Linked DNA regions of Homo sapiens: region 2 is linked to region 1. Evidence: chromatin loops called from intact Hi-C (ENCODE). Cell type or tissue: PC-3. All regions are shown on one strand. Each heading gives the region's core, and the rest is flanking DNA. Links, peaks and the distances in the headings are about the cores only.

Region 1 (8,308 bases), core at 2,356-4,855:
TCGTGCCATTGCACTCCAGCCTGGGCGACAGGGTGAGACTCCATCTCAAAAAATATATATAATATATATATTTATATATATGTAAATATTTATATTTATATGTGTATATATTATATATATTTATATATTGTATATTTATATATTTTATATATTTATATATTGTATATATTTTATATATTTATATATTGTATATATTATATATTTTATATATTTATATATTGTATATATTATATTTTATATATTTATATATTGTATATATTATATTTTATATATTTATATATTGTATATATTATATTTTATATATTTATATATTGTATATATTATATATTTTATATATTTATATATTGTATATATTATATTTTATATATTTATATATTGTATATATTTTATATATTTATATATTGTATATATTATATTTTATATATTTTTATATATTATACATAAGTATATATGTATATATACGTATATATATTTTTATATATATACGTATATATATAATATATATATACATATATATATAATATATATGTATATATATAATATATATATACATGTATACATATACACACACACATACACACACAGCAGGCTGGGCGCGGTGGCTCATACCTATAATCCTAGCACTTTGAGAGGCCGAGGCAGGCAGATTGCCTGAGCTTAGGAGTTCAAGACCACCCTGGGCAACATGGTGAAAACCCATCTCTACTACAATACAAAAAAAAAAAAATAGTCAGGCATGGTGGCAGCTGCCTGTAGTCCCAGCTACTTGAGAGGCTGAGGCATGAGAATTGCTTGAAGCTGGGAGGCGGAGGTTGCAGTGAGCCGAGATTGCACCACTGCACTCCAGCCTGGGAGATACAGCGAGACTCTGTCTCAAAAAAAAAAAAAAGGAAAAAAAAGGAAATATATACAGCAGATACATTACAGACCAATTGGAGGTAACACCCTGAAATGAAGATGCCACAGATTTTTATCTTTCTCTCTCCTTGTAAAATTGGTAACACGAAGGCAAGATAACTGTTAAGTAAATGGAAAATTCTTCAATTTCCTTTTTATTTTATCTCAATAAAAATGAGGCAGCTATTCTAGCTAGGGTGGAAGTAATTTATTCTCTGTACTCCTTCTCTCCTTCACATCATCCTGACCAACAGTCTTCCCTCAATATTTGGAGCTGGTTCATTGGTGTTTCACTCACACACCACAACACTGGAGAATCACTCAGAAATCAGGACCAACTTAGGAATCTTCGCCGGCTTGATGCAAGAGTTTCTCTGGAAAGGCATTGATTTCTAGAAGCCCCCAACTTGAATCTGCTGGAGTAAGCAGCCTTCTGGCAACTGCTTGCATTCCCACATCTCAAGAGATCCACTTTATCCAGACTTGCGTGGAGCATCTCTCCAGAAAACATCCAGTTCTACTTTTAGACCTTAGCTTTGTAATCTGAGCAAACAACCCCACGGGGGCTCACCTCCAGCTGCCCTTAGGCAGTGTTTTGCTACCCAAGGCGAGCTGACCTTATACTGATGAAGACCTGCTATCTATGGCCTAGCTAGTCACAGCGTGGTCCTCAGAAGGGCAGCATCAGCGTCACCTGGGAGCAGAGAGTCTCGGTCCTCACTCCAGGGCTATTGAATCAGAATCTGTAGCTCAACAAGGTTCCCAGGTGATTTGTATGCAGTTTTAGGATTAAATAGCAGTGGTCTAACAGACCTGCCTGAGTTGCTTTTTCCAGCAACAGAACTCCCCATGTCCTGGTCTGAAGTTGTTATCCATCCATTTTCCACTACCAGTCTCTACACAGATTTCTCTGCAGCGCTCCAGGGCAAGCTATCTCTATTTTGGATGAATTCCCAACCAGTGGGTCTTATAGCAATCTGCATTTCTATTATTTGGGTGGTCACACAAGTAGATAGCACAGCCTCCCACTAGCCTGAACCATACCCATTCCCCTCCAACTCATTTTGTTCTCCTTATTCCCACAGCTGTAGTGTTACAATGATCATAAATTATTGTTAAAGAAGAAAATTACCAAAAGAAAAAAAAATAGTCTCTATAAACCTGCATAGTTTAGAGCTAAAGAATATGTTAAAATTTTCCATCATGGAAATTTCCCAGCTACTGGGCTCTTTAGATTTTTTTTTTTTTTTCAGAGCTGCAAGCAAAGAATGGAAATTTCCAATTGCAGCATCGAGGGCTGCTGTTCTGCTGACTGTCTTGCTCAGCCGGGGTCATCTGCTTCTCTAAGACATCAAGGAATGCCAAGGTAGGTCTGAGAGAAAACACATACTTCCTCTGCAGGAAGGAAGGAATGTCTTTATGCTGCCTCCAACTTGTAATTAGGGGAGGGGCAGGAGAGGTGACATCCCCCTGCTCCATCCACCTGGATGTGGATTTTGTTGTTACCACCTATCAGCAGCTTATCCTACTTGACATCTTTCCAGTGGCAGCTGGCTGGCAGGTTTTTCGTTTTTTAAGAAATCCTTAAGGGGGTGGGGGATCCAGAGAGATGGAGGGAACCAACATTTTTGAGGTGTACTCTTCTAAGTAACCCACCAGGTATTTTATATATGTTATGTCATTTAACCTTGTCACACTTAGCCTTCATTACATTTAACCTTGTGACCCACCCAAGGTTAACTTCTGATTTTCTGCACTCAAATTTTGGAAGCATCATTTGTTCTTCCTAAGACAGCCCTATTGCCCCCAGCCCTCCTATAAACCAGTTATCTTCAAGCATCCTGAAGGTTTTGTTTCCACCTCCTCAATAACATCAACAGCTCCGTTCCTTTTTATTATATCTAAGTTGAAAGATATTTCCATTCACAGGTGGTCCTGATGTCTGAGTCAACGGGCGTCTAATAGTTCTCTAAATTCTGTCATGTACCTCCCCACTCACTACTGCTATTACTACAGAAGTATGGTGGCAGCTCCACGAAGTCTGAGTATAAAGGCACTGGCATCTTGCAAACAAAGCTAAGGACCCTGACTGGCTCTAGGCCTGAAAGAACATTCTCATACCTAGGCTGGGTGGGTTTGTCTGGGTGGTTTGGGAGTTTTGTGTTTTTTTTTTTGTTTGTTTTTTAATATAAAAAACTTCTAGGGGGATTCTGAAATACCGTAAGAAGCAAGAGCTATCTATGTTTACTCTCTTCTTACAGACAGCCATATCATACCAGGAAAAGAAATGCTAAGGAGGTCTTCTGACATCGCTGTTGCTATTTATACGTAACATCATTTATTGAGGCAAGTTTGGTAATAGTGAAGATTTTCTAGCAATAAATTTTAAAAAATCATTACATGGCTAGTAAGTTAAAAAAAATTCTCCCCTGTCTGTCATTTCAATCACATCCATATCCATAGGTAGTGATATGATCTTTGAATACAGTGACCAATTTTACCACCACCCAATGATAAAAGTGGAGGCAAATGGGAATCAGCCAGAATATTGTAGGTCTGTTTAGGGTTGAGCCTCAAAAGCTGATGTTTAGTTGAGTTATTGCTTACATCTGTGACAATGATTTTCCGTATCCCTTTAACCCATTAAAACTGAGTCTGATTCCCTGGTGAAATTCATCAAGTGGTATTTGAATATGGGTCTGGGTCTCATGTGATATGTACACATTTCCAACAGACTTCTTTCCACCCCTCCTCTGTATTTGTCATTAGCTAGAAGATAGTGGTCCTCTTAGCTGAAGACACTGATGATTCATATCTGTGGGTGGGGCTGAATAGACTGATGTATGATGACTCGTTCTTTCCGCTTTAGACCACAGAGATGACTTTTAAAATTTTGTGGTTGGAATACACGCTGTTTTAGATGATGATTGATTGTTTGTGATTTCAAACATGGCCTCAATTCTGTCCCTCCTGTTTCCCTGCCCCTTGCAATGTGACTTTGCAGCTCCTCCCATCAAGAGCTGGAGTCTGTTTCTACATTCCTTGAGTCTGGGCCTGCCTTTTGGCTGGCTTTGGCCACTAGAATGTAATTGAAATAATGGTGTTCCAGTTCCAAGCCTAAGCCTCAAGTGTGTGCTTCGGCTCTCCTCTGAAACCTGCCAGGGCTATGCGAACAAGTCCAGGCTAGCCGGCTGGAGGATGAGACATCCTGTGGAGTCAAGATGAGCCACTCCAGCTGAAGCCATTTTAGACCAGCCAGCTCCAAGCGAACATACCAGCTGATCACAAATGTGTGAGCAAGCCCACTGTGGTCAGCTGGGCCCAGCCCAGATCAGCAGAACCTCTCAGCCAATTCACAGACTCGAGAAATAGTAAATGGTAGCTGTTATATGCCATGCAATTTTAAGATGGTTTGTTATGAAGTAACAGGTAACTAATACAGGTGATCAATTATCTTCTTCCCCCCAACGCCCCCCATGGCTAGGAAGCTCAGAGCCAAATTCAAAAGCCAATCGTAGAAACTATGTTTATTTATTTATTCATGTTTATCACACACTTTATGGGTAACGTATGTGCAATCTTCTCTCTCCTTAATGGTGAATTTTTAAAATTCGATAACCTATTGTTTACCACATTGACTCTGAACCAACCCAATACCTTGTTTTAAATATTTAGGTGGTTGTTATTTATCAGATTAGAAGAGAAGAATCTAGAGTGAGGACTGGCAAACACTCACTTTCTTTTTCTTTTTTTTGAGACAGAGTCTCACTCTGTCACCCAGGCTGGGGTACAGTGGCACAATCTCAGCTCACTGCAACCTCCACCTCCTGGGTTCAAGCAATTTTCCTGCCTCAGCCTCCCAAGTAGCTGGGACTACAGGCATGCGCCACCATGCCTGGCTAGTTTTTTTGTGTGTACCTTTAGTAGAGACGGGGTTTCGCCATGTCAGTCAGAGTGGCCTCAAACTCCTGGACTCTGGTCTCGAAATCCTGGACTCAAGTGATCCTTCCATCTCAGCGTCCCAAAGTGCTGAGGTTACAGGCATGAGTCACCGCACCTGGCCTAGGATTGGCAAACACTTTCTGTAAAGGGCCAGCCAGTAAATATTTTAAGCTTTGCAGGCTGTATAGTCTCTGTCATAACTACCTAACTCTGCTGTTATAGCACTAAAGCAGCCATAGACAACCTGTATACAAATGAGCATGGCTGTATTCCAGTAAAACTTAATTACAGAAACAGGCGGTGGATCAGATTTGGCCCTCAGGCCATAGTTTGCTGACCTCTGCTCTAGAGCAATACGTTACTATGCAAAAACATCTTCACCTACACTACAGTCTCCTCAACTTTATTGTAATTTATCTCAGTTGTTTTGGAAAAAAAAAAAAAGACAAATGAAGTGAATTTACTTCCTCTAGCAGAGGACAAGAAGAGGCTGACTGTGCGGTAGGAAAGTATATAGCATTTGTACCAGAGCAAGTATGACACTGAACAAATCCTCTGGCCACTTCGTCCATGACTGCTTATTTAGTTCAATGCTGAAGGCCAGAATAACACAAGCAATGTCTCATTTGTTTTGTTTCATCCCACAGCTTCTAATCTCAAACACTCATTTAACAAATGCATGCTGGATGTCACAATAAGGATGGCGCTCCAGTCCTTCTTGCCTACTCGGAGTTCCCTGAATGTATTGTGCTATTTCACGCCTCTCTAACTCTGCACACAATGTTCCTTCTGCCTGGAACACACTTAGCCCTCTTCTCTTACTGGCTAACGCCTACACGCTGATCAAAACTAAGCTCAATGATACTGCCTCTTGGAAGACTTCCCTGAGTGCACTTCTACCTCCTCACCCTCAACCTTCAGCCCGCACACTCAATCTCAGCATTTATTCTACTAAACTCATAATTAAGATAGCTAATGCTTATATGGTACCAGACACTTACTATGGGCCAGGCACAGTTACATCCTGTCATTTCATTGAAGTTATTGGTATGCTTGCCTGTTTCCACAAGACAATCATACGTTCAGAAACATTTATTGAGTACTTTGCAACTGGCGTGCTAGGCAAAGTAAATAAAACAGTGACAGTAAAGTAATAAAACAGACCGTAAGCCCACTGAGGGAACCTACTGCATGTTATTTGTTTTTACCTCTCAACACCTAGCAGCGTCCAGAGCAGAGGTTTTGTTTTAATTTTTTTTTTTGACACAGGATCTAACTATCTCCCAGCCCAGAGGGCAGTGGCACGATCATGGTTCTCTGCAGCCGTGATCTCCTGGTCTCAAGCAATCCTCCCACGTTGGCCTCCTGAGCAGCTGGGGCTACAGGCGTGTGCTACCATGCCCAGCTCATTTTTAAAATTATTTTGTATAGAGACAGTATCTTGCTATGTTGCCCAGGCTGGTCTTGAACTCCTGGCCTCAAGCAATCTTCCCACTTCGGCCTCCCAAAGTGCTGGGATTACTGGCGTGAGCCACCCATACCTGGTCAGAACAGAGGCTGTTTGTTTGTTTGTTTTTGAGACGGAGTCTTATTCTGTCACCCAGGCTGGAGTGCAATGACATGATTTCGGCTCATTGCAACCTCCACCTTCCGGGTGCAAGGAATTCTCCTGTCTCAGTCTCCTGATAGCTGGGATTACAGGCGCGTGCCACTATGCCCAGCTAATTTTTGTTTTTTTTAGTGAAGACGGGGTTTCACCATGTTGGCCAGGATGGTCTCAATCTCTTGACCTCATGATCTGCCCACCTCAGCCTCCCAAAGTGCTGGGATTACAGGCCTGCACCACCACCCCCGGCCCACAGATGTTTTAAATTAATATTAGAAGAACAAATGAAAATACCACTTACATGGTACAAAATACGTGCTAGGCCATGTTCTAAGCTCTTTACATCTCTAAGCCTCAAAACAACTTTATGGGGTAGCTGGTATAATTATCACCATTTCACACACGGGAATTGAAGGCATGGAGAATTTTTAGGTAATTTTCCCAAGGTCATACGGCTAGTATGTGACAGAGCTGGTTCCAGAATCTATGTTCACAACCCCTGGATGAAATGAAAGCTTGAGTGACTCAGCATAAATCCATTTCTACTCCTGGGAAAGTAATTTTTTTATTTTTTATTTTTTTTTGAGATGGAATCTTGCTCTGTCGCCCAGGCTGGAGTGCAGTGGTGCGATCTCGGCTCACTGCTTCCCAGGTTCAAGCGATTCTCCAGCCTCAGCCTCCCGAGTAGCTGGGATTACAGGCATGTGCCACCGTGTCTGGCTAATTTTTTTTTTTTTTGTATTTTTAGTAGAGACGAGGTTTCACCATGTTGGTCAGGCTGGTCTCGAACTTCTGACCTCAGGTGATCTGCCCACCTTGGCCTCCTAAAGTGCTGGGATTACAGGTGTGAGCCACCGTGCCGGGCCCCTAGGGAAAGTAGTTTAAAAGATGCATCTTTGAGAACATAGGTTGTCCAGTGGTACCAGTCACGTGCTTAAGGTTAGGAGTCAGAGAATTGTGTTCGCAGCTGCTCTCAAGTGCTTGATGTAAGTGAGTGATATTGGTAGTGGCATTGACAGTTCCTGCAAGGTGCAGTCTTACATTTACAGAGCATTACGGTGCATTCTGAACTCTGATCTGATTTCTCCCACCACCCTCTCCTCCTCTCGGGTGGTATGCATCAATGCTCAGGGGCAACTCCAGCAGGGTTTCTGCCAGCATGTGTCTGCCGTGTTGACTCTTTCCTGATGGCAGGCAAGTTATACAGTAGATCCATCCGTGTTGGCCTATTCCCATGGACACTTCAGCAAATTAGCATTTTGGAGAAGACTACACAGAAACATCCATAATACTGGTGAACCTGGCTGGGTGTGTGCATCTTTAAAAAAGTATTGCTGGCCGGGCATGGTGGCTCATGCCTGTGATCCCAGCACTTTGGAGGCCAAGGCGGGCAGATCACCTGAGGTCAGGAGTTCGAGACTAGCCTGGCCAATGTGGTGAAACCCTGTCTCTACTAAAATTACAAAAAGATTAGCTGGATGTAGTGGCGGGCACCTGTAATCCCAGCTACTTGGGAGGCTGAGTCAGGTGAATTGCTTGAACCCGGGAGGCGGAGGTTGCAGTAAACCGAGACCACGCCATTGCACTCCAGCCTGGGCAACAAGAACGAAACTCCATCTCAAAAAAAAAAAGTATTACTGCCAGTCATTTATGGAAGGCTTTGGAAGTCCCCATGGGGCCTTGCAAGCAACATGCCACTCAGCAGGGAAGATAAAGACAGGGAGAGACAGTGACTGGCCTGCAGCTGTTTCTAAGGACAGGCTTGCTCTGCTGAAAAAAACAAAGAACAGATATTTGGAATAGAATTTTGCATCTGAAACAAATATGGATTTGGAGAATTTTAGGTTTGAGCATTAAGACATT
Region 2 (8,308 bases), core at 3,935-6,434, 47 kb before region 1:
GGTATATACACATTTCTGTGTCTATTTTTGAATCATTCTTTTTTCTTAACATTAGATAGCAAGATTTTCCTTTAGCTTTTAGCTAGTTCTTTAACGACAACTTGGTATCCCATTTGCCTACTGTGTCATTTAATCCACCTTTTGCTGGGCTCATAAAAATTCTGATATTAATATTATTTGCCATAAATGGTTATGTTTATCTGAATATTTTATTAGGACAAATTAGTAGAGTGAAGTTACAGGTTATAGCGTATGAATGAGTTTAATGTTTTAAAATATTTCTAAATTTACCTCTGGAAAGGTTTTGCCAACTAATATCTCCATCAGAAAAATATCAATGTTCCTATTTCCATGTACTTTTATCTATATTAGATAGTATTTTTCATTTATCTCTCTTCATTTTGAGGAGAAAAAATTTTTAAACGTTTGCATGATAGTTATTGAGATCTCTTTCTATGATTTTTCATTTATATCCTTTGCCAATATTTATATTTGAGTATTTGCCTTTTAATTATTGATTTGTTAGACACGATTACTAGTAGACCTAGAGCAGCTTCACAGTCTGCTCCTTATACATTAAGGAGAGTTACCTCCCCTTAATTTGTAGGTAGCCTTTTAACTTTATAGTATTCTGAAGTGGCAGGTCCCTGGCGGGGGGGAACTTTACTTATAATAGTCACCATTAGTTTTGTTTGTTTGTTTGTGACAGGATCTTGCTCTGTCACCCAGGCTGGAGTACAGTGGCATGATCACGGCTCACTGCAGTCTCGACTTCCTGGGCTCAAGTGATCTTCCCTCCTCAGCCTGCCAAGTAGCTGGGACTAAAAGCACGCACCATCATGTCCTGCTAATTTTTAAATTTTTTATAGAGATGGGTCTCACTATGTTGCCCAGGCTGGTCTCGAACTCCTGGTCTCGAGTGATCATCCTGCCTCAGCCTCCCAAAGTGCTGGGATTATAGGCGTGAGCCACCAAGCCTGGCCTTACCTTGCTTTTTAAAAGTTAACAATATATTATTAATAGGACACCTTCAACAGAAAGGTTTTCTTTTTCTTTTAAGAGATAGGGTCTCACTAGGTTGACCAGGCTGGTCTCAAACTCCTGGCTTTAAGCAATCCTCCCATTTCAGCCTCCCAAAGTGCTGGAATTACAGGGATGAGCCACCGTATCCAATCCAGGAAGACATTTAATGTAAACATGGGATGGGATGACTCTGGTATCAAACAAGAAAACTTCAAAATTCCTTTCTGGCCATAAAAAATGAGGGCTGGGTGTGGTAGCTCACACCTGTAATCCTAGCAATTTAGGAGACCGAGGTGGGAAGATAGCTTAAGGTCATGAGTTTGAGATCAGTCTGGGCAACCTAGCAAGACCCCTGTCTCTATAAAAAATTTAAAAATCAGCTGGGTGTGGCATGTACCTATAGCCCTAGCTACTTGGGAGGCTGAGGTGGAAGGATCACTTGAGCCCAGGAGTTTGAGGCTGCAGTGAGATATGAGCTATGATCGTGTCAGTACACTCCAGCCTGGGTGACAGAGTGAGACCCTGTCTGAAAAAAAAAAAGAAAAAGATAAGCATATGAGGTAACACATAATACGTAAATTAGCTTGATTTAGCCATTCCACAATGTATGCATATATTAAAACATCATATTGTACACCACAAATATATATGATTTTTATTAGTCAATTATGAATATAAATAAATGAAATAAAAAGTTTTAAAAATAAATAAATGGAGTACCCTGCCACCCTCCCCAGCACCCCTTAAAAATTCCTGTCTTGGTTCTGCCACCATAATCATAGAATCTCAGAGTTGGAGAGTGTGGTAGAAGATTTGCTAGTGATACGTCAAAACCTGGTTCTTCTTTTTGCTAGGAAAACAGCTCAACTAAATTCTAAGCCTCCCTTGCAGCTAGATGGTGGCCATGCAACTAAATTCTAGTGGATAGAATGTGAACAGAGTTTATGTGCACCACTTCTCTGTTCTAAGGTCCAGCCCATAAAAACCTCCCCACACAATCCTCCATGTTCTCTCCCTGTCTGTTAGCAGGATGTCATTGCCTGTCAGTGCCACATGTTGAAGACGTGAAGGTGGGAGAATCACAAGATAGAAGTGGCCTAGTTCCTTGAATTACCACTTGGAAGAGAACCACCACTATCAGCCACTATTACCACACCCATGGTGAATGTCAGATAAGTGTGAAATAAACTTTCTTTCAGGCTTCAGCCATAAGACATTTTTTAGGTTTGATTATTACAGCAGCTAGTGTTCCCTTCATTAACACAGACAGCAACCTCAGAGTCCCTGTAGTCCAGACTTCTTTCTTTCCAGTGCCTGCTTCTCTTCCTTGGCATTCTACATTACTGGTCATCCTGTCTCTGCAAATAAGTGATCTCATGACCTCCAATGGACTTCTGAACTCTTTGCAGGAAGTGGCCATGTTAGTCATCATTGTGTCTTTAGTGTCTAGCAAGACTGGTATAATGCAACAGCTCAATAAATGTTTCGGGGTGAATGAAGACATGAACACCTCCTGAGGCAAAGAATTAATTCACTACTATATCAGTCACTGTAATATACTTCAATCAGCTTGAATTATTAGAACATTACTTATATGAAGCTAATATCCATCATCCTTTATCTAGTACCAATTTAGGACTGCCCTTTGCAGGCACACAAGATGAGTCTGAGCCTTCTTCAAGATAGCCCTTTAGCTTTTTGCTTGTTTTTTTTGAGACAGGGTCTCACTCTGTCGCCCAGGCTGGAGTGCAGTGGCATGATCTCAGCTCACTGCAACCTCCGCCTCCTGGGTTCAAGTGATTCTCGTGCCTCAGCCTCCCAAGTAGCTGGAATTATAGGCACCCACCACCATGCCCAGATAATTTTTGTACTTTTAGTAGAGACAGGGTTTTGCCATGTTGACCAGGCTGGTGTCGAACTCCTGACCTCAGGTGATCCACCTGCCTCGGCCTCCCAAAGTGCTGAAATTATAGATCTGAGCTACCACACCCAGCCACCCTTTAGTTATTTTTGATGATACTCCCATCCCTTCCATGACAAATCCCTTGGTCTCCAGGCTGAATAGTCAACATGTGTCAATTATTTTTCTTAGCTTGTAGTTACCAGAACTCTTATCTCCATCTTTACCTGCTTCTGGGCACACCCAGGTCTATCATTGCTTCCTACTCAATGGGTACTCAGAACAGAACATCATATCATAAACGTGGCACACACTGACCAGCCCTTGATGGACCAATTGCCCCACTTAGTCAGGACTGCATACTTCGATTATACAGCCTAATATTTTTATTGTCTCTGAGGTGGCCATATCACCTGTTGACTAATTTAGAGCTTGTGATCAAACTTCCTATCTCTTCTATCTCCTTTCCTCTGGCTCTAACGTACATCCTAATATCTACTATGTCACCTTAGACAAGTCATTCCACCTTTCTGGGAATCATTTCCTGTGTGAAAAATGAGGTAGTTGGACCAGGTGATTTTTCAGATCTTTTTTCTGCCTTCTAACATGCTTTAAGTCTAAAGCAGGAAGTTCTGGGAGACTTCACGTTGTACTTTGATGTAAAATCTCTCACTCATAGGAGTATGGGAATGTAAATCCGCCTGGAAACGTTAAACTCATCAAACAACATGAAACTGTACAGGTAATTTTTCTCAGCTGTACTACACTTGTATCCACAGGTATCTGGACATTGTGTGATAAATTGCATATATACACTAAGGCCAGTGTATGGATTATACCATACTCAGTCATCAAGAAAAGAGAAAATCAGGCATAGGCAAAAAATAAGCAAACAAACAAAAAATCAGTGAGAGCTTGGGGGGAACCAGACTGTGGTTTTCTCCATCATTTTTTTTGTCTTTTCTTTTTTAGAGACAGAGTCTCGCTCTGTCACCCGGGCTAGAGTGCAATGGTGTGCAATCATAGCTCACTGCAGCCTTGAACTGCTGGGCTCAAGTTATCCTCCCATCTAGGCCTCCTGAGTAGCTGGGACTACAGGAGTGCACCAGCATGCCCAGCTAATTCTTAAATATTTTATGTAGAGACAGGGACTTGCTATGTTGCCCAAGCTGGTCTTAAACTCCTGGCCTCAAGTGATCCTCCCACCTATGCCTCCCAAAGCACTGGAATTACAAGTATGAGCCACTGCACCATCACACCCGGCCCTCTCCATCACTACTTTTTTTAAAATTTTTTTTTGAGATGGAATCTCACTCTGTTACCCAGGCTAGAGTTCAGTGGTGCAATCTCAGCTTACTGCAACCTCCATTTCCTGAGTTCAAGTGATCCTCCCCACTCAGCCTCCCTATTAGCTAGGACTACAGGTGGGCACCTCCATGCCCAGCTAATTTTTGTATTTTTAGTAGAGTCGGGGTTTCACCATGTTGGACAGGTTGGTCTCAAACACCTGACCTCGAGTGATCTGCCTACCTTGGCCTTCCAAAGTGCTGAGATTACAGGCGTGAGCCACCGTGCCTGGCCTCCATCACTTTTTTAGCGGGGATAGTGACCACGAGAAAGGGGACATACATTTCATTCAGCAGAAAGCTTTGTTTTGTGTGTTGTCAATTTCCTTATCTCATTTCACACACTGTACAACCATACCAAAAAAGACCCTCAGCTATTGGGCAAATAAATGCTATTTGCTAGAGAAATCAAATCATATCTCTATATTTCTTGCCTTTGGTCAAATTCTTATCAAGCAGACATCTTACTGCTTACATTTTACTTACTACTTACATTTTAACTGATTAATTTCTCGTGATATTTCTGCCTGACAGCCCTCAATCCATACCCAAGAGGCTGGATCCACCTCTCACCCTAGACTAAGATTCTACAAATTATTATTTGACTTCCTTTGAAAAACTGATTGCCAGCTTTATAACTCGATCTGGGCACACTCCCCATCGGGGCCTGCATTTCCTGTGGATGATGCATTGGTTTCCAAGGTGACGGTGGGAAGGAATAGACCTGTTAGCTTGTGGCTTCTGACTCACTCACTGCAATGGACGTCATAGAATTGTAGCTGAACAAATGGATGCTGATAATAAGTATGTGCCTAAGGTAGCAGCGGGGCACCAATGGTTAAAACAATCCCATTGTACCAGCTCTCTCTCCCTCCCACTAAGCAAGCCGACAGGCCAACAGAAATACCGGAACTGAAAAAAGATACAACAGATTTCCCCAGTCATATATAAGTTCACAGTGAAGTCCTATTTACATCCCCGAGATTTTGCTCCTACGCCTGGAGAATTTCCTTTTCCTTTCCGGAATGTAGAAGTACCAGGATTCTGTAACAAATCGTCATATGGAGGCTGAAGAGAGTGTGATGGAAACAAGCCAAAAACTCACCAGAAGTCTGTTCACGAAGGTGACAGCCGCTTTTGAACTTTTAAATTTGTTTCTTGTGAGGCAATTCACAGTGGACTAACAATCATCAGAGCCCAGAATGAAACATACATTCTGCTGAGAAATTAATCTTCAGAAAAGTTGAATTTCATGAAGTCTGAAGATGCTCTCTCTCTCTCTCTCTCCCTCTCTCTCTCACATACACACACACACACAGTGTGTGTGTGTCTTCTTGTCTTCAGGCTCACTCACCCACACACACAAAGACAGAGAGAGAGACACAGAGAGAAAGAGATAGAGAGATAGAGGGAGAGACAGAGATAGAGTGAAAGAGAGAGAATGATTGAGATTGACTTTCTAGCTACGTCTTTTTGTATCAACTGATCCCAGCCACCTATAAGTCAAAGAAGACTGCCTGGAATAAAAAAAATATATATGTGAAGAGCCCCGTGTTCTTCATGTCCGAACCAGGGAAGACTGAATGGATTCTTTAGATTCTTGAGTTCCTTAAACGATGAGCAAACCTAAAGGTTCCCTACTGGAGATAATGCATCTTGTTTTCCACTGGGCCTTGCGGGATGCTTTAAATAGCATCAGCAAGCATCCGAATGAATTAGACAGCAAATGTAGGTTAGCTTTATTTAGACAGATAAAGACAAGCAGAGAAAGTTGTCTGGTTCAAGGGCAGTGCAGCCTGACACGACAGCATTTCTCTGAGGAGGGGAAATTGCTTTGGGAGAGAGAGGTATTTTGGGCAAAAAGCAAAGTTCCTTGGATCTCCAGGGAAAGTGATGCTAAATTCTTCAGTACAGAAGAGCTGGAATTGAGAATGGCTTGCCATTCATTGAAGGAAAGAGCTGGAGAGTTAAAATGTAAAGCAAAACTCAGTATCACACATCATCCCTAAGTCCACACATCATTTTTTCTCTTTCCTATTTCTTGGGAACACCACCAGAAAAGACAGGCTTCCCAGAACACAAGCTGGCCTAGCCAGTTTACACGAGTCCTCTGGAGTGTACTTGAGACCCCTGGCAATTCTGAGTCAGGAAATTAGTGCAGCTGAAGAACCCCTGGAGACTGGAAGCCTAGGAAGCAGGGAAACTGGCATATTTGGGGACATTCACACGTTAAACAGAAATGTGAATGCTTGAGAAAAAGTTACAACTAATGAATTTAGTTAATTTTCTTCTTCTTCCCCTATCCACTCTCTTAGACTATTTTTTGAAAATAAAGGCCGGGCGTGGTGTCTCACACCTGTAATCCCAGCACTTTGGGAGGCCGAGGCAGGCGGATCACCTGAGGTCAGGAGTTCAAGACCAGCCTGGCCAACATGGTGAAACCCCGTCTCTACTAAAAATACAAAAATTAGCCGGGCGTGGTGGCAGGTGCCTGTAATCCCAGCTACTCGGGAGGCTGAGGCAGGAGAATCGCTTGAACCCGGGAAGTGGAGGTTGCAGTGAGCCAAGATCATGCCTTTGCACTCTAGCCTGGGGGACAAGAGCAAGACTTCATCTCAAAAAAATAAAATAAAATAAAAAGAAAAGGAAAGAAAAATGCTTTCTTTTTTATTTAAAAAAATGCTTCTTCCTATACCCTTTCTGAAAATAAATGCCTTATGGAAGATCTAGAAAAAACATAACTCTGGTATGTGTTTTTACTATGATGTTTGTGGCTTCTCCTCTTTTTGTTGTTTTTCTTCTCAGTTGGCAGAAGCTAAAGGATATTTGATGTCTTAAAGTCCAGTAGGTCATAGCCCCACTGGTAATTAGTTTTAAAGATTTTTAAAAGTCTCAATTAGTACATTCATATTATTTGAATAAATTATAATTTTAAATATTTAATAATTCTACGAGTAAACCATTTTATACCTCATATATTTTTATGTTCCTAAAGTAACAATGAATTTAGTCTTGTAAAATATTTTTAAAATATCTAAAAACTTTGTTTTGCATAGATTTTCATTTCTTCCCCAGACTAATTTGGTAGATGTTTTCTTTAAGGGCCTCACAACTTCTGAAAAGTATACAACTTATGTATCACCAAGACAGCATCATAGGGAAAATATGTTATAACCCTGTCATGACGCAAAATATAAACTTTATTTTTATTTATTTATTTATTTATTTATTTATTTATTTTTTGGAGACAGGGTCTCCTTCTGTCACCCAGGCTGGAGTGCAGTGGCATCGTAGATCACTACAATCTCAATCTCCTGAGCTCAAGGGATCTCCCACCTCAGCCTCCCGAATAGCTAGGACCACAGGCACATACTATCTTGCCCGGCTAATAATTTCATTTTTGGGTTTTGCTTTGTTTTTTTGTTTGTTTGTTTTTTGCCAAGACAGAATCTCGCTATGTTGCTCAGGCTGGTCTCGAACTCGTGGGCTCAAACAATCCTTCCTCCTCGGCCTCCCAAAGTGCTGAGATTACAGGCAAGAGCCACCATGCCCGGTCTAAACTTCGTTTTGAATTAAACACTTACGCCACTTTCTTTGTACTTATTATTTATGCACTCATTTCACTCATTCCCTCCTTCCACAATTATTTGCTGAGTCCCCGCTTTAAGCACATAAAGTGAGCATCATACTCAGTGGTTGCCTTTCCTCATGATCAGTGCTTTTCTCTTCCTAATTATTAATTATTTTTATTTATTTATTTATTTTTTGGAGATGGGGTCTCCCTCTGTCACCCAGGCTGGAGTGCAGTGGCATCGTAGCTCACTTCAATCTCAACCTCCCAAGCTCCTTTCACTGTGTGCACACCAAGCTCACTCTCTAGTTATCTTTGCTGGTAAACTCGTGTATGTACTAAAAATGTATTCAATTGAGGAGTACAGTTTTTCATTTTAACAAAAAGCACACAAACTTCCCTAGTTCACTGCCAAAAACTCAATATTCTTTTAACTATTTGCGAGATTGGCAAATCAGTTAATCATTG

The links. Hi-C counts contacts between places; a loop is a spot of excess contacts. Peaks named below come from ENCODE experiments on the same cell type or tissue, not always from the same donor. Only the 100,000 strongest peaks of a DNase experiment are listed, where the experiment ranks them.
Region 2: a loop joins it to region 1, with 2.2 times the contacts of the local background. A loop is called at or near these places in 15 of 110 quality-filtered maps.

The regions. Positions count from the first base shown.
Region 1 is chr7:131,184,299-131,192,606 of GRCh38, reverse strand. It overlaps a transcript of MKLN1 not described here. Among named protein-coding and RNA genes, the nearest start is that of LINC-PINT, 79 kb to the right of the region's middle. RefSeq lists enhancers at 3,640-3,689, 3,820-3,889, 3,503-4,003, 3,990-4,199, 3,194-4,393 and 2 more. In PC-3, for the core only: no CTCF peak of the experiment used is centred there; a DNase peak (open chromatin) is centred at 3,816; H3K4me3 peaks cover 597 bases; H3K27ac peaks cover 1,771 bases.
Region 2 is chr7:131,232,575-131,240,882 of GRCh38, reverse strand. It overlaps a transcript of MKLN1 not described here. Among named protein-coding and RNA genes, the nearest start is that of MKLN1-AS, 91 kb to the left of the region's middle. In PC-3, for the core only: no CTCF peak of the experiment used is centred there; a DNase peak (open chromatin) is centred at 4,982; H3K27ac peaks cover 1,917 bases.